2 separate regions of the Mus musculus genome follow, and region 2 is linked to region 1. A link is a loop called in an ENCODE intact Hi-C map of the cell type or tissue named here. Cell type or tissue: heart. All regions are shown on one strand. Links, peaks and the distances in the headings refer to the core of each region. The heading gives the core; the rest is flanking DNA.

What was found. Peaks named below come from ENCODE experiments on the same cell type or tissue, not always from the same donor. Only the 100,000 strongest peaks of a DNase experiment are listed, where the experiment ranks them.
Region 2: a loop joins it to region 1, with 2.3 times the contacts of the local background. A loop is called at or near these places in 3 of 42 quality-filtered maps.

What each region holds. Positions count from the first base shown.
Region 1 is chr1:151,096,852-151,109,467 of GRCm38, forward strand. All of the region lies in intron 1 of Gm36139 (a long non-coding RNA gene), which reads right to left. It also overlaps the pseudogene Gm19087. Among named protein-coding and RNA genes, the nearest start is that of Gm36077, 19 kb to the left of the region's middle. In heart, for the core only: a CTCF peak has its summit at 6,308 (motif pointing right); DNase peaks (open chromatin) are centred at 6,420 and 8,650; H3K27ac peaks cover 3,167 bases.
Region 2 is chr1:151,147,783-151,160,398 of GRCm38, forward strand. It overlaps Gm36139 (a long non-coding RNA gene), which reads right to left and starts at 7,464. Exons shown (of 3, transcript XR_387463.3): 1 at 7,116-7,464. In heart, for the core only: no CTCF peak of the experiment used is centred there; a DNase peak (open chromatin) is centred at 5,669; H3K27ac peaks cover 599 bases.

The DNA.
Region 1 (12,616 bases), core at 2,804-10,803:
GGAAAACATTGGAAATAAAGATGTCTTCCAAGAATCAAGACTTTTTACAAGTAAAGGGAAGTTTTACAGCTTGCCAACAACTACTAGAAGAGTGTGTAAGAGTGCCATAGGCATCTCAAGACATGAGTGCAAGTAAGACCATAGCATCCCATGCTGCCCAGGGCTTCTGGAATCTGTCAAGGATGGGATATAATAGGATGCACATGTGTGCGTGTGCACGCGCGCGCGCACACACACACACACACACACACACACACACACACACAGAGGCAGGGTTGGTGGCAACTGCAGTCCCAGCCTTGGGAAAGTAGAAGCAAGACAGTCAGTGGCTCAATGTCTACATGAGATTCTGTATCAAAACAGCAACAGTAACAGTAACAGGACAACTTTCCTACCCAGTCCCAAACTGTCCTTGATTTGGGGATTTCTTCGGATGGGTTGATGTCAGAGCAATTTGAATAAAACATATACTCACGTCTGTGCCCATGTAATTTGTTAGGAAGAAAGCCATGTAAAAAGAGTGCCCTCCAAGTTTCATCAAGGGAGACAATGGTGATGGGAAAATTTGGAGCTCTGGACACCAGGACAATTGAGCAATGGGTGGGAAAATTATAGAGCTCTAGTCAGAGTTTTATCCCAAAATGCTGAAGAGGCCTGTGGGCTTGGGTAGGAATTAAAATGGGGGGGGGGGAAGCAAGCAAGCAGGAAGGAAGGGAGAGAAGAAAGGAGAGATGACAGAGAGAGCAAGAGGAAACACGGGGTAGGCTGCTCAAGGTTGGTGACACTCAAGGAACCAAAGCAAAAGTCAGTGTGTGTGTGTGTGTGTGTGTGTGTGTGTGTATGCACTAAGTGGAAGCTTGATCATCATCTGAGTGATTCTGAGAACACTGTCAAAATGAAGCCAAAGGGATGTGTGTGGGGCCTGGTCATGAATGGACTCATTTCCTCAAGGACCCAGAGAACTGACTGTCTCAGTGCTGCTCTGCATTCTACAGAGACAGTGTTTGTGCCTTCTCTTCATTCATGTCTTAGGACAGAAGACAGCTAGCTGCAAGAACAGCAAGTACAAGCAGGATGTTTCTATTTAGGTAGCTTTCTTGTCTGGATTCCCAACTCTAACATGGCGAACTCTGTCCCACTGCTTCTGGGCCCGATGGGCCACGTGCAGGTCAAATGTCAGGTGGGATCCCTCAAAATCATGGCTTCTGAGACTTCAAAAGCTTGCTTGAAACACCATCATAAAACATTGCCTCAACAGGAGGGAGTTCAGGCCACCTTGCAATGACTCTAACATCTACCTCCGGTTGTACCAGCTGCTAAGTATCCTTAAACCTAGATCTTTTGTATAGTTCTTCCCACTTAATTTTCTTACAGATGACACATTTGTATCTGAACCTATTCTATGGGGAATTCGAGATAGAATTCTTGACTGAATTGAGCTGGAAATTAAACCTTCAGTCTGTATTTAAGCAACACCCAAAGCTCATCTGTGATCTCGGGGGTTGTTTGTTTGTCTATTTGTTTGTTTGTTTTTTGTGGTACTGTACTGCTTATTGCAACCCAAAGTGCTGTCCTTACATAAAGACCCTAGAAAGCATGTTGCCTTTCCATAGAGACGCACTGGGCTTTTCTGGCACTGGTGGTTCTGACAGACACTGACTCAGTAATGGACTGTGACCATTTGTGTCCTCTCTGGGCATAAAGCTGGCCTGGGGCTCTTCTTTATCCATTCTACAGAACGCCTCACTCTGTGTCATGTGGAGTTCCTTCTGAATGTATCATTCTTCCTTCAGTCCTGCCTGCTCTGTACCCAAATATCCCGACTGCAAGTGTTGAATTGTCAATGTAGGTAGTACACTAAATAAAAAAGTGGCATGAGTTTGGGGTAGCAGCTCTCTTGCCTACTGTAAGAGAGAGGTAAGGGGTCTCCATTTGGGATTGGACAAGAATCCAGAAAGGATATTGGACCTGTTTTCTTACAGAGAAGGAATACAGCCAAGCTGTAGACAAGTCATGACACTTTCATCCCTGCTAGGGTTACCTTTTAGAGAATATTCTGGAGTGCTGTGTACTCTGATTATTCATATGTATCTTTAACTAAAGGCCCCACCCATATCCCTGGCAACCCTCATCTCAGGCGAGCAGGGATGATTGGCCAAACATTAGTCATATATAAAATTGATGACACACTAAATCCTACTTATAGCTTATATACTGTTATATAATATGGTAATACAGTCACATGTTTTTCTGTACTATATTAATATGCCTGTATTCCTTTAAACATTACATCTATAGCATAACATCAGAGTAAATGAGTGCTATATACTTTAAAACGCATTTGAATGATCGTGTATTTATGGAACAGTTGTTTATCCTTTTGGTTTCAGGGGCTGGGGAGTTAAGACAAGGTCTCACTAGCTGGCTGGGAACTCATTATATAGACCAGGTTGGCCTGGAACTCCCAGAGACCTGCTTGGTTTTGCCTCTGGAGTCCTAGGATTAAAGGCCTGTTCAACCACACCCAGTTTAGGGTACAAGATTTTAAAAGGTAGAATTATAAACAAATATCATAGAACCGAATGGGCAAATGTTTCATTTCATTTTCTTCCCCTGTAGTTCTACCTGATTCCCAGATGTTCTGGGGCTGAGGGATGGAGTGCTCACTTAGTGTGTGCAAGACCTTGGGTTCAATTCACAACACTGGGGGAAAAAAAACTGCCTCATTCTGCTGTGTACTCAACTAATAGAACTTCTAAAATTCCTTCAAAGAACTAAAAAAGAAAATTTAGAATTATCTGATTTTATCAAATCTATACATTTCCTTTCTCCATGTAGCACAAAGGTCAAAAATTTTCTAGGAATCGTTTTCAGAAAGCAATGGCAGGGCAAACAAAACAAAAAAAACAAAAACAAAACACAACAAAAACCCCTCCAATTCTGGTCACACCAAAAACCTAATTTTACAAACTAGATGATCAGATCTTCAACCATCACTTCTGTAAGCCTTGATGAGCGGGTGAAAGGTTCTGAAAGTATGGAAGGTCCATGTACACACCTGTCAGAAGGACTCGTGCTTCCCACATCAACCATTGCTCCTTCATGCATTTCCAAGTTGCTCATTGAGAACATGTGTGCACCCAGAGATCCACCACCTGGTGACCATTGCAGCTTCTGAGAAATCAATGGGGCAACCTCTCCACTGAGTTCATCAAGCTGCCTCTGAATGAAGCACGTTCCCTTATCTTGTTGAGCCAATGTACAATAATAAACAAAATTCTGCGCCTTAAGTGTCTATGTTGAAGAAAGACACCATCCATTGGTGTGGAGTCAGGTGACTCAGTGCAGCCCATAGACAGCCACATGCCTATGTTGAGGACAGTATAGTCACTGTTCCATGTGGCGAATGCCTAGACAGATCCAGAGATTTTAAGAGACTCTTAAGTTCACCGTCTACACCCATGGTTCTCAACTTTCTTAATGCTGTATCCCTTTAATATACAGTTCCTCCTGTTGTGGTGGCCCTCAACCGTAGAATTATTTTCATTGCTACCGCATAAGTGCAATTTTGCTATTGTTATGAATCGCAATGTAAATATCTGATATGCAGGATATCTGATAGGCGACCTCTGTGAAGGGGTCATTTGTTTCCCAAAAGGGTCACGACCCGCAGATTGAGAAGCGCTGGTCTATTCTTGCTGGTCTATAGCTGCTAGTCTATTCTTGCAAATATTCAGGAGTCTAAATAAAAATGATCCTGAATATCTGCACCGCAAGACTTGGCTGTGAAATCATCAGCAAGAAAGGGCTTCAAAGAGAGACCGCTGTGATTAATCACGTGTTCACATTATCTAGGCATGGAAGACCGACACCGACCGCGCTTTAAACTAACGACAGGGAAAGAAATGAGAAAGTCCCAGATCAGGGAGCACCCATTTATTACAGACATTTGTGAGGAAAGAGGAAAGGCGTCATTTTTCTCAAGTGAAGACTACAGCCATAAATCAGACATGACAAAATGTGTTAGCACTGAGAATGCTGTGCCAATTTAAAAGGAACCACACATTTAAAAAATGGTTTAGTGCTTTGAGCTTGAGGGCAAAAGAGATGGCTCAGTGAATGTGCTGGCTAATTTAATGTCAACTTGGCACAAGCTGTAGTCGTCTGAGAGGAGGGAACCCCAATTGATAAAATGCCTCCATAAGATCAGACTGCAGACAACCCTGTAAGGCATTTCCTTAATTAATGATTGATGGGGGAGGACCCAGCACATTGTGGGTGGTGCCATCCCTGGGCTGGCAGTCCTGGGCTCTATAAGCCAGCAGGCTGAACAAGCCATGGGGAGCAAGCCAGTTAGCCCACCCCGTCCATGGTCTCTGCATCAGTTCCTGCCTCCAGGTTCCTGCTCTGTTTGAGTGTCTGCCCTGCCTTCCTCCAGTGAAGGGTTACAATGTGGAAGTGTAAGCCAAATAAACTCCTTTCCTCTCCATCTATCTTTTGCTCGCCATGTTTCATCACAGCAACAGAAACCCTAACCAGGACAACAGGTAAAGGTGTTTGAACCCAAGCCTGAAGATCTAGCTGGACACTTGAAACCCACAAGATAGAAGGATAGATCTGTCTGTTTCAAGTTGTTCTCTGACCGCCACGTGCAGTTGCAAACGTACACACAATAAATAAATAAGCCAATAGCTAAAGATCATTCAGTGTTTTGAGCATTTTTAAAAATAATTTTTAAAATAATTCCCAGAAAAAAAGAAAAACAACAATAAAATTCCCATGTGCCCTCTGCCCCACAGAGGCAGTTTCCCCTTATCAGCATCCTTACACACACACCAGAGTGGTACATGTTTTATGACTGATAAGCCCCCACAGACATATCATCATCACCAAAAGGGCAAGGCTTATTTGGTGGGGTTTACCCTTGATGTACATTCCATGATTTTTACCAGTGTCTAATGGTGCAGACCCACCAGGACAATACCACACAGAGATGCTTCACTGCCTAAAGTTCGTTTCTCTCCACACAGCTCATTTCTCTCCCATGTTCATGTGTGGAAAATATATAGAAAAATAGACAGAGATACATGTGCAAGCACATGCTAAATATGGTACCTATATACAACATCCTAATGGTAGCTTGAGCTAAGAAAATACTCACAATAGCTTATTTGGGGATAGTAATTATAACTGTACTATGCAGAGTTTCTGCAGAAAACAAATGAAACTCTTCAAGTAATTTGAGAAGTGTATTAAGGGGCACGTTTGCGAGGTTCTGATAGAGAACCTTACAGGTGTTGGGGTGAACCCTACCAGTCATCAGGGCTAGCAATGCCTAGGACAGGAAGCTTTGTAGAGAGAGTTAAGGGAAGGAGACTGCTAGCCACAGGCTGGGGCCTTCACTCAAGAAGTGCAGCTAGCTGGCAGCCACCCCATGGGAGTGGGGGTTGGGGGAAGTGGGGCATAAATGACCTGAACTCACGCTGACATAACTCAAGGGATGGTCAGAAGGCAGGGGGGGGCTTTGGATAAAAGCAACCTCACCAGCTACTCACAGAGGTAAAGAAAGATGGACTGGAAGAGACAAATGGGGTGACTTAATGTTTCCTCTTTATTCTTACTTGAATTTTCTATAGTTTTTCCCAAGGACCACAAAGGACAAGCATATAGATCTCATCTCTGGGTTATTTTTCCATTCCTGCCACTTCTGCAGAGAGTTTGGATGAAAAATAAAACGTAGCTGAGAGTCCAAAAGCCATTAAGCTAAGCAAAGGGAATAGGGGTTGATAAATGTATAGGGATCAGAGCAGAAGAAGTGGTTCTGGGGAGGAAAGTCATGTTGATGACTAAAGCAAATAGCCCCCCAAGTCGATCTGTCCCCCTCCACAGCAATGCACATTGAAGGCTTACGATGGAATTATGATAACTTCTGAAGAAATTTTTAATATACATCTCTGGGTCGGCTTAGACACAAACCATCCGCCCTCGGTAAAACGCTCTTGCCACGGTCTTTTTCCGCATTCTGGAAACATTTGGTCTTCTCATGTCTCTGATCTAAATATATCTTCTCTCAAAGCCCAAATGCAATTTATTTTGCAACTGTGCAAAATCAAATCGAACCCACATCTGGTAGATCTCACAGATGTGACTCGTTCCAGCACAAGCAAACGTCAAACCAAGCAACCCACGGTCGGTCACCAGCTAATTGCATGCAGGTGATGTGAAGAGTAAGGTCTGTCTCCACATCCCCAGAGCTGGGCTCCAGAGTCTTCATCAGCTGCCCCTCTGTGTCGCTCGGGCATCTGCACTGATCCAGTAGAGGGCAGTGACAGACGCAGGAGCCTGGCCCTAGGTAAGAACTCCCCAGTAATGCCTCATCTAAGCAAAACAGAAGGGTCACCTGAGTTCATTTCTCCCATCATGCTCTGGTCTGTGGCTGCTCCCTCAGGAGCCCTGCAGCCATTATCAGCAGTCATGAGAACAGAAAGTATGACCTTCACCTCAAACTGCAGCCCTAAAAACAAACTACAGCAGCTGCTGCTACAACAAGACACAATATATGACTTAGCTGTATATTTCAGGCTTAAGACACTCCTGGGTGAGATATGCAGGGGAGGGGGCGCATTGCTGTTAAAGGGACAGTGAGAGAGTCCCTTAGACCCAAAGCAGATGTCCAAATCTAAACAAGAGGGAACTCGAAGCAGGAGATAATCCATATTGGTCCTTAGCAAGCCTGTGGCTCTTTAATTAAACCAACCAATACGGTTAACGCAAGAGAGATGAACTCAATTATGAACAGGCAAAAGCATGTTTCACTTTGCCGATGTCGAATAAGCTGTGCAAATTATTAGCATGGGTTATCAGTTGGGAGACAGCTCTGGAGACTTCCAGCTCTATGAGTTTCTGAACTAATTGATTTAAGACAAGCTGGAGACAAGCATTGTGCAAGAAGCTCCCTAGTGAAACTAACTTTTCCTGCTAACGAAAACAGCTTAAGTAATTTGAATTGCACCATGTAGATGCAATCAGGAGTTAGTCCTTTCAATGACAGCTAAAAATAGAGAGACAGCACATTGGAAATATGGGAGCTGAAAGAGACTCTCAGCACTACTGCTTTTAATTTGTTTAAGCAGTGGAAGCCTTTTAAAAATAAACCCTATGGGTATCCTCATCATATTGTAGACATTTGAAGAGAATCCTAATGTAGATGTTTTAGTAAACTAACTTTCCATTAAATGCTCTAAAGTCAGTGACTAGGAACAAGGAGACAGATAAGGTCAAGGGTTATAGATGCCTTGTAAATAAGGTCATCAAAACTCAATTCTAGGGCTTTTTTTTTTTTTTTTTTTTTTTTTTGCAAATACATTTGTAGATGATGACAGTGGCTGCTTTGGCTAAATCACAGTAAATGCCAATGGATGCCTTGTATCGGTCTTTCTGGAAATCTTGGGATATTCTTAAAGTTTAATTAGAGACCAAAATGGTTTAATTCCAAAATACACATTGAAATGAGCTTTTACTGTGTCCTGCCTAAGCTATCTCGAGTTAAAAGTGTTTGAAATGATTGTGGTAAAGATGGGTGTACACAGTGAAACGAGATGGAATAAAGCCCGCCCCTCTGCTTCCTGGGTTCAAAACTCAGCCCTACTTGTCCAGTTGCCTTCTCTATGAGCAGCTGTCTAACCTCCAGCCAATGAATGCCTTCCAGACCTGGTATCTGCAACCATTCCACAGGCAGCTCCCCAGCCCTCTCCTCAACAGCTGGCTGGAGAGAGGGTCGCTGAGTGGTTAAGCAGGAACACAACTTTAAAACGGAAAGAGTTCCTGAAGGCCTGAAGTTCTGGAGGTTCATGGAGAAGACCATCCACAAAAGACAGTCCAGGAACATTTTTTAATTTTTTTATTATTAATTTTAAAAAAAATTTATTAATTTTTTTCAATGCCTACTTTTAATGATTTTTTTTCTTTTTTAATTATCTTTTTTATTAGATATTTTCTTTAATTACATTTCAAATGTTATCCCTTTTCCTGGCTTCCCCTCTGAAAATCCCCTATTCCCTTCCCCCCCACCCCTGCTCCCCAACCCATCCACTCCCACTTCCCTGTCTTGGGATTCCCCTACACTGGGACATCAAGCCTTCTCAGGGCCAAGGGCCTCTCCTCCCATTGATGTTCGACAAGACCATCCTCTACTACATATGCGGGTGGAGCCATGGATCCCTCCATGTGTACTCTTTGGTTGGTGGTTTAGTCCTCCACAGGAACATTCTTAACAATTTTGAAAAACCAAGACATCAACCAAGGCTTGGGAGCTTATTGTGGTGGTAGTATTACTTACACTTACTATTCAAAGCAAATATGAAAACACTATCTAATCAAATGTTTACTAAGCACCCAGATCTTCTATCCCAAAGCCATACTTTAAAAACAGAAGAACTTTGATTCAAACTTCTTGCAAGAGTTTCTTGCTACAGGAAGGAGAATTTCACTCAAAGTCGCCAAAAAGGAAGTCTTCTAGGAACTCATCCGGATGCTAACACAATCAAGACAGCCTCTATTTTTATGCTTCTTATGTAACTGTGTGAGAGGCTACTTGTGCCCCACCTCCACCCCACCACCACTCCCTCCAACCTACAAATGCAATCATCCTGGCTTGGTCCCCTTTCCAAAGCCTTGTGACACTCAGACGTTGAACCTGCAGATCTTGAGGCCACAGAGCAGAACAGATGGGCTCCCTGCATTCAGTCACTCCCAACAAAGGGCAACTTGCCTGTGTTTCATTCCTGGTAAATCAGCTAAGGTCAGGACAGAAGTCGTAAGTCAGCAGAGACACCAACAGACTGAGCTAGCAGATGCAAATTCAAGCCTGACACTCACTTCTTTCCAGTTATATGAGCAAGGCCAAATAATGAGACATTGTATGTAAAATGAAAAAATGAGGCCATTGTAAAGCATTGTAAACCATAAATATGAGCAGATCACTGTAACCAAATGCGATCACTATGGCCCAACACGTACGTTCACACGCATGTATGTGCAGGTGTATGAGCACGTGGAGGTCAGAGGACATTGGGTGTTCTAGCCTATCTGTCTGCCTTGCTCTCTTGAGACAATGTCTCTCAGCGAACCTCGAGATTGCTGTCTATTGGGTAGCTGGTCCCCGTCAAGTTCCAAGAAGCTTTCTGTCTCTACCTCCTGATCCCACAGTCCTCGGTTCACAGGTGAGTATGGCCACAGCTGGCTTTTTAAGTAGGTGTGGAGAATCCCCACTCAGGTTATCATGCCTGAGTAACAAGTACTCTCACCCACTGAGCCATCCCCAGAACCCCAAAATGTCTGTAGAAACTGTAAAAAGGTGTATGGAATATACAATTTTGTACTTACAAGCAACACTGAAGAAAAGGGCATTGTGGTAAAGTTTTAAAGGTGAGAGGCTCAGTATAGGAACATACTGCTTTGATTTTGTTGAATTAAGTTTGTGTACAAGAGACAGAAAAATATGATGCAGCTTGGTTTCCTCATATGTAGAATCCCTGGGAGACTTCCTGGGGGCTGATATGGCTTCTGTGTGGGGTCCAGATCAGGATGTACGCCAAAGCAAGGCACAAGACTCAAGAACATTTGAATTTAGGATAAACATCGATAATATTTCATTCTCACCATGTCCCGTGCAATATATCAGAAAGCCTGTATCATTACTAAACTCGACAGCTTTAACCCAGACCTCTCTAAATCTCTTTGCTCACTTTCCAAATGCTGGCATTCATATTCCACACAACATCTACATTCCAGGAAACAGAGATAAAACTGATAACAAAACACGCCTTAATCTAAAACTCCCCAAAGCTATCATACTCTATTTACACATTTCTCATGGTTTATAACTTAATCACATGGCCATGTAGGTACAAGGGAGCAGACACAATAATGTCTTTATTCTAGGCAGTACATGCACTGGAAGTTGTATACTCTGAAAGTAGGACAGTTAAACAACAAACTACTAGAGTCTACTGTAGGTTGGATATGTCTGTTCCTGGAGTTATAACAAAGTGCCATAAATTTATTAGTTTAGAAATAATAGAACTTTTGTGCAGTTTAGAAACCTAGAAACTCGAAAATCAAGACACTTGCAGATGAGTGTCTGGTCAGGGCTTTCATGCTGTGTCCTCTGGAGGGGACAATGGTATATCATCACACGGTCCAGGAACAAAGCTCACAGCGTTCATGACCAGGTGGCCCTGTTGAGCAAAGGCAGCATAGCATTGTGGGAGCACATAGCATAGTGTCAAGCCTAAGACCAACTTTTAACCCAAGGGTTCTCTGGGAGACATTCCAGACTTAAACTGTATTAAAGAGGACAGTTCCCTCTACTTCCCTTAAAGAATCCTTATCCCACTCAGGAGGACATAATGGTAAAGACTTAGCCTCTTCCCAAAAGGTCTCACCCTTAATATGATTGATTACCTTGGACATTAAATCCTAACACATGAACTTGGAGGGGCACATAGATTTGAACCATAGCATATGCCTCTTATCTAAAATCTCAGGGCATCACAATCTACCTAACCTTGATGCCACTCTATCAGGGTCTGGGGAGTGATGGCGAGAGGACAGCTGTCATGATGGATGTTGATGAGCCCTTCACTAAGTGACTGCCTGGGGCAAGGGGGCGCTGGGGGACACTGGTAGTTTCCAGCCACTCATTAGAGACTTACTGGGCATCTCAAGACTTTCTGCAGCCTTCTCCCAGACACCCACCCAAATGAGGGCCCTTGCTGTTTCTGCCTTAGGCAATGTGAATAGTGAGGGTCCCGTAGGTCTAGAGGAGGTCCTGACTCCCTGAGAGGCCTGGGAAACTTCAGAAGAATTTCCTTCCCTACAGCCTAAGGTCATCATCTCAAACCAAGAAGACCTTTGGGGATCACTGGTGTGCAGAATAAATGTTTTTGAGAAAGTGATCTAAGATGTGTATTTGCTAGAATGATGGAGAGGCTGGTAGTCCTAGGCTAACCAACAGAGAAGAAAAACACTCCTTCTTTACTGCATACTGCATTTCAGGCATCTGTTGCTATGGACTGTGTATGATGTCCTTCCAACTTAAGAGAGAGAGGCATTACTTCATGTATATATTTTTAGGTCACACCCATCTTACCCTTGGTTCTTCTGATGCTTGGGATTAATAGTCCAGCATTGCAGATACAAAAAAAAAAAAAAAAAGACCCTGATATTATATATAAAGAGGGGAATTTGCATTCTAAATTGTTGGGGACCATTCCTCCTAGGAGAAACAGTTTTTTTTTTTTTTTTTTTTTTTTTTTTTTTTTTTTTTTTTTTTTTACAAGAAGTCAGAAATCTTGTTGTTACTGCTGAAGAACAGAGACTATCCCCTGGCCGTGGGCTCAATCCCAGGAGGTGTCTTAGAGGATATGAAAATTTGCTCTTGGACTAAAACTCTAAGCATCAGAATGTAATGTTGATAGAAACAGTGAGCATCCCTCTACACCCTCAAATGTTGAGCGTCCATTAGATGGAAAGATTTTATATGTCAAAAAGATTCCAGTATGGGATTTCATTTTGAACAAGATCTTAACAAGAAATCAGTGGCCACTTTAGTATTGGGTATGCTTCTCCAGTACACAGTGACACCTGAAAGCAACTGGCAGAGAAGTTGGTGGTGACAGGTGGCACCTCTGTGTTACCAGGATCTTCACAGATCATAAACAGAAGGGACTTGGTAAATATATAACTATATAAATATAAAACAATTTGTGACCCCAAGGCACTCTGAATTCATATTCCTCCTGCAGAGGCTCATTCTTTAACCTGGTTGGGAGGGATTAGTTTGGAACCATCACAAGGTATCCTTAAGAACCATTCAGCTTCAAAAGAATATTGTAATTAGATGGGCTGTATACGGATTGGGGTTTTCTCAACAAATCACTGTTAGAAACAGTATTTAATATGGGAAATTACAGTCACCGCTGATGAAGAGAGTGTTTTCCATTGAGAAATTGAAGTCTTGCTAAATTAGGCTTCACGTCAAACATTTACTCAGTTAGAAGTAGTATACAATATGAAGGGTGTTTTACTATATATAGATGCGTTTAGTGCAATTAGAAGCATTTCTGTATTTATTCTTCGCACTAATGTTTAATTCATTTGACTGTCTTGAGTGCAGTGTGGTAAGATTGCTGATGCACGTGAGATGAGTTGTATTTAAATCAATAAAACATGACTGAGCAGTTTCAGTTTGGAACACTATCTACTTCTTCCCATTTCACACAACCTGCCTTGAGTATTGTAGGGTCCACCAGTTACATTATCTTCAGAAATGACTTCATTTGCTAGATTAACAATGTCAACTACTATCAGTTTCTTGAATTGTGCATGTGCGTGTGTTATGTGCATGTGTGTGCACATGTGTGCTTAGCTGTGCATGTACCTGTGGAGGCCAGAGCTCAGTTTTGAGCATCTTCTATAGTGCTGCATCTTACTGCTTTGAGATATAGTCAGTACTGAATTTGGAGCTGGCCATTTAGAAAAAAGACTGGTTGGCCAGGGAGCCCCTGGGATCCACTTGTCCCTGCTCTTGCCAGCCCAGGGTTACAGGATTGTG
Region 2 (12,616 bases), core at 2,575-10,574, 51 kb after region 1:
TAACCTTTCCATCCTGCTGGGAAACTCCTTAAGCAGAAAGTTGAACAATTCAAAATAGCTTCAGGAAGTCCCTGAAACTGACCAAATTCACTAGGCCCCTCCCTGCCAGAGTGAGCAGTAAAAGCTGAGAGTCACTCTCAGATGAGCTAAACCAAACAGCAAAGAGGACTCTGAGCCCAGACCACCTGCCAGGAAGAAGCAGAAACCAGCCAAGTTGCCTGGAAGTGGTTTTAGATTAACTGAGTCACTTGGAAAGGACACTCTAACCTGCTGAGCTGAGTGCAGTCTGTACAGTGTGCTCCAGATTCTCAGCTTTGTGAGCTGTCATCTGTGGTGGGGTAGCCTTTGGTAATGCAGCTGTCTTTGAGTCATTTCTGCTCTTGTAAGTAACCCCTCACCTATATTCTTATAAGAAACCCCAATAAAGCTAATTGGTTCACCAAATTGGACTTTGGTGATGTCTTAGGTAGGGTTTCTATTGCTGCAACAAAACAGCATGACCAAAAGCAAGTTGGAGAGGAAAGGGTTTATTTGTCTTACACTTCCAGATCATAGTCCATCATTGGAGGAAGTCAGGACAAGAACTTAAGCAGGACAGGAACTTGGAGGGAGGAGCTGATGCAGAGGCCACAGAGGGGTGTTGCTTACTGGCTTGTTCCCCTGGCTCACTCAGCTTGCTTTCTTATAGAACCCAGGACCACCAGCCCAGGAATGGCACCACCCACAATGGACTTGGGCCCTCCCCCCTTGATCACTAATTGAGAAGATGTACAGCAGCTGGATCTCATGGAGGCATCTCCTCAACTGAAGTTTCTCTCTCTGGGATGACTCTAGCTTGTGCCAAGTCAACACAAAAAAAGCAGCCAGGGAAGGTAATAGCAATACTTTGGTCTGTCATATGGTCCCTGTCTGAGCGAGTAGACATGTGTGTTGCTTCTTCCCAGAAAAAGTTTTGTCACACAACAGATAGTCACTTTCAAAGACCATTGTAGCTACAGGACAAGTGGGAACTCAAGGCACACAGACTCCTGGTGTTTATTAGAAGTTAATGACTCGTAACACTCTACAGATCCATGTTGTCACAGAGGAGTGTCCTTGTGTTTTGAAGGCTACTCTAGTATCCCCTTTAAGATATGTGGACCATACCTCCTTCTTGAGCTATTGGCAGATGTGTGGGTTGCTTTTAAATTTTCATTCTTGTAAAGAACATTACAATAAGCAATGTGTCTCTTTGACACACTAATTTCATTTCCTTTGGATATGTACCCAGAAGTGAGATTGTCAAATATATGGTAGTTCTATATTTAACAATCTTCATACCATTCTCCACATTGGTTGTATAAATTCATATCCCTATAAACAAAATAAACATACGTTGGAACATAACATCATATTCCATAAATGTGTACACTTACCATTTGTTTAATAAAATCACTAAAAATAAAAACTGTAAAAAAGCACCTGAGAACACTGGAAAAAACAAACAAACAAACAAAAAAACAAAAAAGAAAAAGAAAAAAAAACAGGTTTTGTTTAGACCCAAAATAGAGACTGTGTAAATCTGTGTCTTCAGAAGGTGACATGGGCAGCATCTACATCCAAAAAGGGAAGGGGCTAAAGGCCTAACCACATTGTTTAATGTTAGCATCCATTGTTGGTCCCAACAGAAGAGGGTACCATGGCCACTTCCCTGTGAAGGTGTCCACAGCTCAATGAAGCAAGCCTGAGGGAAAACCGTGGTGTGACTCTAATGTGTACTCTGCCCCCAGCCCTCATGGCCAGTCCATGAGCTAGACAGACCTTTCTGAATAACTATCTTCTAATTAAAATGGCCATTCATCTTCTAGTGTTTGAAATGAAAATCCTGCCTTAGTTTTCTGGCCACTACCCTTTTAACAGCTGAGCACAGATGGGGTAGCAGAGCACAACACTCATTAGTACTCTTTCATTAAAGGAGTGTGAGCCCCAAAACTGAGGTATCAGGAGAGCTATGTTCTTTTGGGGGAGTTTACCAGGCAAATCTAGGGTCCCCACTTTGGTAATACATGAGAGGTTTCTTCCTTCAGTTTGGAAGCCAGCAACATTATATATCTCTCTAACCATTTCTCCTCCATTGGACTCCTTTCTTTTACCTTCCCTTTCCACCTTTGTGGATCCTTGGAAGTCCATCTGTATAATCTATGTATTTTAGGTAAGTTTATTAGCAATCTTAATTTCAGTTGCAACTCTAACTCCCCTTTGCTGTGTAATCTAATTCACTCATGGATCTTAGCAATTGGAACGTTGATGTCCTTGGGGGATACACACTACCAGCACACCCTAAAGTGTGGACACATGTGAGGTATGCTCACTCTACAAGTGTGGACACTTAAGGTGATGGGGAAACTTAGAAATTAGAATCCATTCTGGCTGGTTGAACAAAATAACAACCCAGTTGATGTTATTGAATGCAATTCCCATAGTCACCTACATGGGAAGGTCATTGTAGAAAAGCTCTGGACGAGCCAGAATCACATAAAGGAGAGAGGTACCACAAGGACAGTGAACATGAGTTAACTATTTTTCCCGACTTTGGGCAGCCTGAAAGACGATAAAATATTGTAGCTAAAATGTCCCCCGCAGGGTCATGTGTTTCAACTCTTGACTGCACTTGGACCTGGGCCTGGAGTTAGGATCTAGCTGAAGGAAGCGGGCCACTAGGGGTGGGTCTTGGGGTTTCTTAGCCTGGACCCACTTTTGGCCGCCTATCTCATTTTGACTGCATAACAATATGACAAGCTACCATATTCCTGATGCCATCCACCCGTTCCACAGCACAATGGACTGTGAAGTCCCAGACTATGAGTTTCCTCTCTTACACTGCTTCTCGTCCAGTATTTGGCCACATCGATGAGAAGAGTAATTAATACAGAAGGGTGTGTTTAAAACCCCAAATGACTTGTGACAGCTACAAATTGATTGGTTACAGCTACAGTGATCAGTTACCTCGTGCATATCTCCTATGAGAATCTCCTGTGGTAGACTATGACATTCCTCGAAGTGCCACCACCACCTCCTCCAAAACAATCCAAAGATTCCCCTTAAGTGTTGCCAAGTTACAATGTGATAAGATTGAAAGCCTAGGAAAATTCCTTTGATAAAACTAAGGATGTTGATGATAGAAAGAAAGAAAGAAAGAAAGAAAGAAAGAAAGAAAAAACTTGGACCCCCAAAAAGGTTTGGAATACAGACACTTTAGAAGATTGAGATGGCTCACACTATATCAGAACTAGCCCCTACTAAGGCTAGGAGAAGTCTTCATACACATACCCCCCCCTTAATAAAATTGCTTCCTCATTGTTTAGAAGTCTTATGAGAACTCACTGGCTATTTTCTGAAGGCCAGAGATTGATAGAGTATAAAGAAACTTCCCTGACTTGGTTGGAAATGCTGGCAGTTTGGAGTCCCCAATGTTAGTGTTTAATAACCAAGTTCAAGGCAGCAAAGATAAAGTGGCATGACAACAGGATCAGCTGCCTGTCCTCCATCATGCCAGGGACTAAGGTCCAGGCTCTGGCATTGAAATGGTAATAGTTCAAGGTCCTATTAGATTTTTTTACAATTTAAAAAAATTCTAGATCTGGGTTGTAAAAGGTCAGTCGGAGCCACTGTAACTCTCGTCATCAAGTGCTGTGACCATCAAGGCATTTCCAGGCCTGGAAGGAGTGAAAAGCCACTTTTGAAGAAGAAGCATGCAGTGACAGGAAAACAGGCATTGTATATTCTTCCCCCTCCACCCCTCCCACATCCTTTCACAAAGGGAAGCATTGGATGAGAGCTCTGGCCATTCATCAAAGTAACTAATGTATCAGAGAAGGGAAACATCAATATTCAGCCTTTTAGATTTTTACTAAAAATACCTGTCCATTCTTAATTCCTCGAGACTCATCCAGGGATACACAATGTATTTATTTTTTCTCTCTCTCTCTCTCTTTCTGTGTGTGTGTGTGTGTGTGTGTGTGTGTGTGTCGGAGGTCAAGGGGTGACTATGGTTTTGTGTGTGTGTGTGTGCCTATGTGTGTGTGTGTGTGTGTGTGTGTGTGTGTGTGTGTGTGTGTAGGTCAAGGGGTGACTATAGTTAGTCCATTCTCCCTCCTATAGGTCCTTGGGACCAAACTCAGGTTGTTAAACTTTCACAGCAAGTGCCTTTACCTGCTCAGCCACCTCACTAGTTCGTGCGCCATAGAATTTATAACTGACGCTAATAATAGCCAATATGTTCAGCTGCCAATGGGAACTCTGAAGCTGCGGTGTGATGATTTTTATGGGGTCTTAATATATAGTTAGAATATGCCTATACGGGACTTGGCTGATTCTCCAATTACATAGCTCCCTGAGCTGTGGAGAATTATTGGAGAAATATCAAGCAAATCTCTGGGATTCCCATGACTAATACAAACCCTTGCTCTGCCATCAAAGACTTGAACCACAGATGTAGCAAATCTTTCATCCCTGTTCAACTTGCTGCTTTAGAGTGCCTGAGGCAGATGCATCTGACAGAAAAGCAGTAGATGAGAAACAGAAGCTGGCATTCAACCGTACCTTCTGTTCTAGAGGTAGCCATTTCACTTGAACAAGCATACATGGCTTGCATTTGGTGATATGTAGCCACTAATCAAGAAAAAAAATTCTTTTACGTTTAACTGCTGTACAGACATCAAACCCCTGCTTTCTCCCAGTGCATGCGGTAATACATTTTCATCACTATTCTTGGTCACACTAACTTTCAGGACTTGTGCTAGAATTGATCCTTTCAGGAAACCCTACTTGATCGAACTCATCTGTTGCTTTTCCAAGAGCAGTGTTACCAAGTGGGTGTCAAAGAGTCCAGGATCCTTCCACCAGGTGCTAAAATATCTTACAGTGCTTTCTCTAAGCCTTTGTGTTGACTCCTTGCAGGTCTTTTTCAGGGTGGCTTCGAGAGGGGTGTGGACAGGTCAGAAGTAGCTTTGCAGGAAGTATGAACCACTTGTTTACAAAACTGCAAAACATATATGTGAGAAAGAAAGAAAGAAAGAAAGAAAGAAAGGAAGGAAGGAAGGAAGGAAGGAAGGAAGAAAGGAAGGAAGAGGAAATCGTGCTATTATAGATGCTGTAGTAAGATAATGTGCAGAAAAGCTGGGGAGAGGAATCCAAAATGATATCAGGATGTATGACATTAGTTTCTGAGGACACAGTGATGCGGAGGGATAGGCCGGCAGCATCTCCAGAACTCTGTTAAAACCACTAATTTTGTATTCTTCCCACTGGAAAGAAGACAAAAGTGTTGTGGACATCTGTGGGTTTTGAGAGTAGCTTTTCTATATCTGTATGCTACTGTGCTGCAACTTTAAAGAGAGCCCCTAATCAACAGGAATTTCCCACCGCTAGGAACCACAGCTCCACCAGCTCTGTTTCCAACCTCTGTGACTCATCTGAGCAAACTAACACAGATGCACGGGATAAGTGGGTAAGGGTGCTAACTGAGCCCACAGCAAGTGATAATACAAAAGGCTTTTAGAAGCCCCTAAGGTTTTGGATAAAAGCCATGTCCTTTTCAGCAAGTAATTGTTCCCCTCACGAGAAACACCTTGCTACAGAAGTTTGATAAAGACCGGTAGTCAGGTCATGGGACACCAGCTGACCATCATGAGTGGGTTATCTTTGCGGCCTCACCACTAACTGGCTGTTCCCTGTTGTGTATTAATCTTAAAGGGAAGAGTTTATCTACAGGCCAAAGTACAAACTCCTCCTGGAAGCACATTTTGTAGTTTTGTAAACAAGGGGTTCATACTCCCTGCACAGCTACTTCTGCCACCCTTCCTTAAGCGACACTGAACCAATGCCACAGATCCTCTGGGCCCCTTTTGTCTGCGTGGAACGGGTCTCTAGTCGCGGGTGGGCAAAGCGTTGGATGAATGACAGATGCACACAGGAGAGGTTATGTAGAATCTGAATGTAATTTTTTAAATTGAGCATCAAACTTTTTATACAGAAGACAATAAGGAAGTTGGGTGTGAGGTCTTTACTCTCCTAGGGCAAGGGCTTTCACACCCAAGTCATGGTTCTAACTAGGGAGTTCCGTTCTAGCTAACCATCTCATGAATAATGCAGTACTCTAAAACCACAGCCTGATCTACTTCCTAAACCATTGTAAATTCCTGTGTATGGGAGCGACTTGGCTTTTATTCTAAGTGATAGTGTAGTACCAGAGGCTATTCTAAATGTCACTGAATAGCAACATTCTTCCTGAATTCTAAGCCCATGGTCTTGCTCAAGGACGTTCTAGGACTGTTGGAACACTGGCTTTAGCTATGTCAGAATTCAATCTTAAAAGGCACTTACATTAAGATAATACTAAAAGAGAGCACGTGGATCCATACACTAGACTAACTCGGGAATGGAAAATTAATGTATGGGTTAGAGAGAACGACAGACTCCAGGAGCGAGTTTCTGTGAAACTCTTTTGCCTCGTGAGTAGCTTTCAAGCCTCAGCCTGTCAAGCTGACTCGACCGGAGAGCGTGGCAAACCAAGGAGACTGACCTGCAAGCTTAGTCAACACAAAGGCTTAGAGAAGACACCGTTAAGATATTCTAGCACCTCCTGGAAGGATACTGGACTGTTTCACACCCATTGGGTAATACTTCTCTTAGAAAGCAGAAAAGGAAAACCTTATGAGTAAAACCTAAAGATCTCTTTAGCCAATTTGCTTGTCAAAAGTGGTGGTGCTGAGTTCTAATCAGTCAAGATTTATTGAAATGTGTGTGGGGGGGGGTTGGTCTGATATTAGACTATTTGTGAAGAGTGAGATCAGAGGTTTATGGGTAAGGTTTGGAGAAAGGACATAACTCAGCATAAACTGAGATGGTGAAAATACTTGTAGCCTAGATCAATCCTTACCAAAAGACCTCAGTGGGGAGGTAGACCAGATGGCAGGACCTTCTCCCTCTATATCCCAATACTTGCTGAGTGCTGCATAAGCAACACACAACATTGATGGGAAATAAAATACATAGGGACTCAACATAAACTGATAATAAAGCTGCCTTGCAGCTACCCAGTCAATCACAATTTGTAACACAGAAAACAACATTACCTCCTAGATGAACAAGGAGACACCTGGGAGCCAGCTGAGTCCACTGGGTATCATTGCTCACAAAGCTGGATGTGATTTGCTCACTGGGCCAATGAGTTGATGTAGATCTTTATTCTCTTCTCCAGCCTGCTGTGCTTCTACAGTGTTGTTGTCCAGCTGAATGCTTCCTGTCACTATGTCTGTTTCCATCAGAATGTTGCTCCTAATTAGGAACTAACTTCATTACAATGCAAAGGTTTCTCCAGCTTCTTTTCTTCTTTAAGGAAAGAATTCAACTGAGGAGCACAGATAGCTTTCAGTAAAGTTAAGTTTTAAATTTGTTTAGTAAATCAAAGTCCACTCCAGAGAAAGATTGAGAGAGAGCGTAAGCTCAGATAGCAGCACACAGAGATCCCTTTCTGGAGTCTTAAGTTTCAGTGAATACTTTTGAGACCAGTGGCATGTTCATAGGATCAGTGACCGCTTTCTCCCTCCCCAAATCATAAAGAACTGGGGTCTCTCTTTAGGGGATTTCTGAATCTCTTGAAAGCCAAGGGTAGGAGAGGCAAGACCTTACAGGCGATCATATAAGTAAGCTCGACTCTTCTGAGATTCCGACTTTTCTTTCCTCTTTGATTTCTTTTTGTCTTCCTATTTTTTCCTTTTATTAAAAATAGATATTTCAAAAACGAACACATCGGAACAGAACAGAACAAACAAACAGAAGACTCACTTATTTGAACACTCAGGAACCCCATGAAAACACATCAACATAATATATATGGACATCATAATATATATACACAAAGATAAAAAGAGAGAGGAAGAAAAACATATAAGTAAAATAATGATAAAGTTAAAAGAGAAAAAGGCCTAACATTACGTTATGAGGCAAGGAACATCCAAAGATGCCATTGAGTTCATTTTCTGTTGGCCACTATTGCTGGGCAAGCAGCCTACCCCCTTAAGAATAGTTTGTTTCCCCCAGTGAAACTCTTTTGGAGAAAAGGACATTATCATTTGCAAGTGATTATCAATTGGAGATAGCTTCTTCAGAGTGTCTTTTTTTTTTTTTTTTTCCTTTCAGTTCTAGGAACCCAACTGGTGAAGATCCAGACCCAGGCAGGCCTTGTGTGTGCTGCCCCAGTCTCTGGGGATGAGTGCATCTGTTTTGTTGATTTACAGGGCCTTGCCATGTGAATTTACAGGTCCTTGTTTGCTTGGTATCCTCCATCCCCTCTGTCTCTTACACTCTTTCTGCCTCCTCTTCTGTAGGGTTCCCTGATCCCTGAGGGGAGCAATTTGATGGAGACATCTTCTTTAGGCCTGAGTGCTTCAAGGTCTCACTGGTGCATAATGTCTGGCTATGAGTTTCTGTATTTGGTCCCATCTGCTGCAGGAGGAAGTCTCTGAGGATGGCTGAGCAAGATACTGATCTGCTTCCCTTCCCAGAGTCAATACAGGCTTTTCATTGGTGTGTATTTGACTCAATTAGGAAAGCCCTGTGGCGCATGAGTTTTCTGATATAGCAGAAAGAGCCTCACTGCAGTTGTAAGGCAGCTTTAACCTTGGGAGCATTCGGGTCATCAGGAGAAACCCCACTCCAAGATACAAGCGCAGATGCTTTGATTATCTCATGTCCAACTTCTTGCCTACCTGGCCTTAACTTTGTACCAAAACCACAAAGCCAATACAAGTTAACATACACATGTGATTGAGATTTGCTGGGTTGCCCTTGCCCACATCCTCAGAAAGATCTGACATTATTCTGGTTATGGTGTCAGCCAACACATTTCATATTTGGGATTAAGTCAGAGGGGATTTTTGTGTATGTTAAAGAGTGATGAAGTGTTTGGTATCATTTTTCTGCAGGACCCTAAGACCTAAGCAGTGAAAATGTCACTTTGGAATCAAGTGATTCCAAGAAGCAGGGACAGCCAAATTTGTTCTATCAGTGGTGGTGACAGTAACAGTATGAAGTGCATTTCCAGGGGCAGAAATGGCTGCTTTCCCAGTGGGAGCAAACTGTGTCATGTGTCGGTGTCCGTAGGAGCTATCTGTGGCATTCTATTCTGTTTAATTTGATAAAAAGCAAGCTTTGATTAACTATGAACTCAGAAACTTAACCAAATCAAGCACTAAGATTACATACGTCCTGTGTGCTGGGGGCTGTGTTTCCTCTTACCCAGATAGGACCTGGCTTAGGTGACGTCATTAGACAAGGCAGCTGGGAGCTATGAAGATCAGGAAGAGCCTTGTGCTTCACCTCCTGATCAACTATGTCAGAAATGCAAATGTCTCAATAATAAGAAAACGTCTCTCCAAATTCCTCTGGCAAAATTTGCCTCTAAAACACACTCTTTTATATAACCATAATCACTCTTCTTTTTATTTTTTAATAATATATTTATTTTGATTTTTATGTGAATGGGTGTTCTCCCTGGAGTACCTGAAGGGACCAAAAGAGGACGTGAGATTTGCTATAACTAGAGTTATAGACAGTGGTGAGCTGCCTTCATGTGCAGTCACTCCTTTCTATAACCATGGTGTTAGCATATCAGCTAACTTGTGGAACAGGAGTTTGACAAAGTGTTTCTGTCTCTTGTGTGACACTGCTGATAATTTCCTCCCTCCCAGAAATTACAATCATATCACTAACATTTATAACTAAACACTGCTAGAATCCTACCGTGATAATTCTTTTTTAATACATTTTGCTAAACATAGATATTGCCTCACAGAGAAGGCAGATCTTAAGACATCAATATTTACTCCTGAGTTGACCAGATAGCATCTATTTTCAACCTCACTGGCAAGTAAGCTTTTCACAAATGAATCCATTTGTATACTATGTATGCCAGCAGTATTCCATGATGAAATTGGATATTCCATTGAAAAAATAGTGGATTTTACAGCTTAAAATGCTGTAATATTTTAGTTATTAGTCAACGTCTCTGATTGCTATTTATGTTGATTATGTTTATGTTTTTGATAGCACTTGTAATCTTTGGGCAACCGTTCATTGCTTAGATCTCTTGTGATTGGTCTACTAGTCAAGTAACTGTGGGAGCTTTCAACCTCTATCTCATTTATCCCAGCTTCAGTGTGAAAAGCAAAGCTTAGAGGGATATTTGCCCTTTTATCATGCCCTTTCTACTGTAATGCTTAAATCAGCTCAAAGCCAGAGAGCTCATTCATGGCTGCAAAGCATAGACAGTATGTTCAAAGGCTCTGGCAGGCTGGTGGAATCAAAAGAGCAAAGACACCAAGAAAGAACTGTAATTAAAAGCGCTCTTCACGGGTCAAAAGTGCAGCTCATTAATGTTTTGCTGAGCAGATGGCATTAATGAACAGCCACGGAGCCATGCTCGTTACCACTGTTCTCTCCATTATTCATTTGGTACAAATGGCCCAGTGGCCAGGAGACGGGAGCCTCCCCAAATGATTTGATTTGATAATTAACACAGTTCAGGACTTCTGCCAATATGCTCGGTAGGGTAAATAAAGGAAAATGTGTAAAATTTGAGCCTAAGAAGCATTCCTTCCTTATGAAAAAAAGATAGCACCTCAGCATCATTTACAGTTATACAAACATTGGAAACTTCCAGTAAGTAGTAAATGGTTAACGAAATGACTGTGCCACCCCTAATTAAAGAAACATGCTGCCTTTAAAATATCGTTCCAAAAACTCATTAGCATGAGAAAATTTTCCTGATATGTAAATTTTTAAAAAGCAGTCAATCATACACGCACTAAAGCCTTAGTTATGTAAGATATGTATAGCTGTAAAAGCATGCCTCTATCAAGGTTAATGGGAAGCATGATGAAATATTAACTCTGTCTCCAAGTAGCACTGAAAAGGAGGGGTCCCCCCCTTTTGGCTCCTGTAATGACCATATACCACTTTTATAATGACATAAAAGTACCATTGAGTTTTTTGTTTTGTTTTGTTTTTTTTAAGGAAAAAATACATACCAAACTCATAACAGCAGTTACCTCCATAAAGGACATCAGGGCTGAAGATTTGCTTTGTTTGCGCTCTTGGATAATCTTGGATTGGGAAGATGTTCCTATGGTAAAGAGCACTGGTTCTTCTTCCCAAGGACTCAGGTTCAAGTCCCAGAGCCATGTGGAGGTTCACAGCTATCTTTAACTCTGGTTCCAGGAGGTCAAAGGTCCTCTTTTGACCTCTGCAGTATACCAGGCATGAACACAGTGCACAGACTACTAGCACAGCTTTGGGGTTTTTTTTTTTTTTTTTAATTTGTAAAGACTATATTCTAAATTCCTGATTTAGAAAATCATGGAATATATTTTTCTTCCTTTACACTTGACGAGGAAACAAAGCCTTCCTTCTCATAGGCCATTTGCCTTGATCTTAAAGTAGAAGCCTGAAGTTTTTCCCAGATTTATCATTTACTACAGGAATGGCCATGAGCCAGTTAGTTAATTCACCTGTCTGTATACCAGTAACCTTAGAATGTTGGTCCTTCCCTGCCCATCAACATGAAATAATCTACAAGAAAATATTTGTGAGTTTTAAAATGTTCCTTTATGCAATGTGTCACTGAGCAATAACAAACAGACCCTTTTCTAACAGAAAGGAGATGCTTAAGTTTTCTATTTACCAGTGTTTTCTGAACAGGGGAAACTTTGGAAGGGCAATCATTAAAGAAGTTTAAAATAAGAGACCATGATGTTCATAAGTGATGGGAAATAAATAGTTCTCTCCAAAATGGGGAATTGTGGAGGCACAAATTCCCCACTTTGCTTCTCCCTCCCTCCCTCCCTCCCTCCCTCCTTCCTTTCCTCCCTTTCTAGATGAAGATACCAATGTTCAAAGAAATATCCTCAGGAATTTTTCCCAGAACTGTATTTCCAGTGACTTAGAGGCTGAGAGCATCAAAGCTGTATTAACATGTCAGATCTTGGTTAGCCTTACAGAAGTTCAGAGTCAGCAGGCAGCCCTGCCACATTACCACAGCAGCAGCCACAGCAGCAGCAGCGCTGGTGTCTGCTCCCTTGAGGAATGGCCAGACTGCAAACCAGACATAACCAACCATCATCTGCCCCACCCCCAGCCTCTGCTAGGAGATGAAGATGATCATCCTGGAGTTCAAGGTGGTCCTGAGTAACAGATTCTCCAGGGAGGATGGCCTCACCCCCAGGTGTGCCCTAGTCTGATCATGTGTTATTCTAGCCAGTGGATAATCACAAGTGGGGCTACTGAGAGAGGACATCCCACTCACTGTCCCCAGCATAGAGGACTCAGAGGAGTAACAGGGTCAGTAGCTTCCAGCCATTTCAGCAGCCAGTGCATTGTGGGAGAAGAGTTAGAAGTGGTCCTCTTGTCCCTGTCTCACTTTGGGTTCTCACAGTCTCTCTTCCCCCAGGCAGACTCAGACAGTGATTCCCCAGCTTGACCATTATTTTGCTTTCTACCCAGTCCCATACTCCTCCTACCTGGTGGGAGTCTACATCATGCTTGCTGCCTGCCTCTTATTATACCTACAATCAGTATC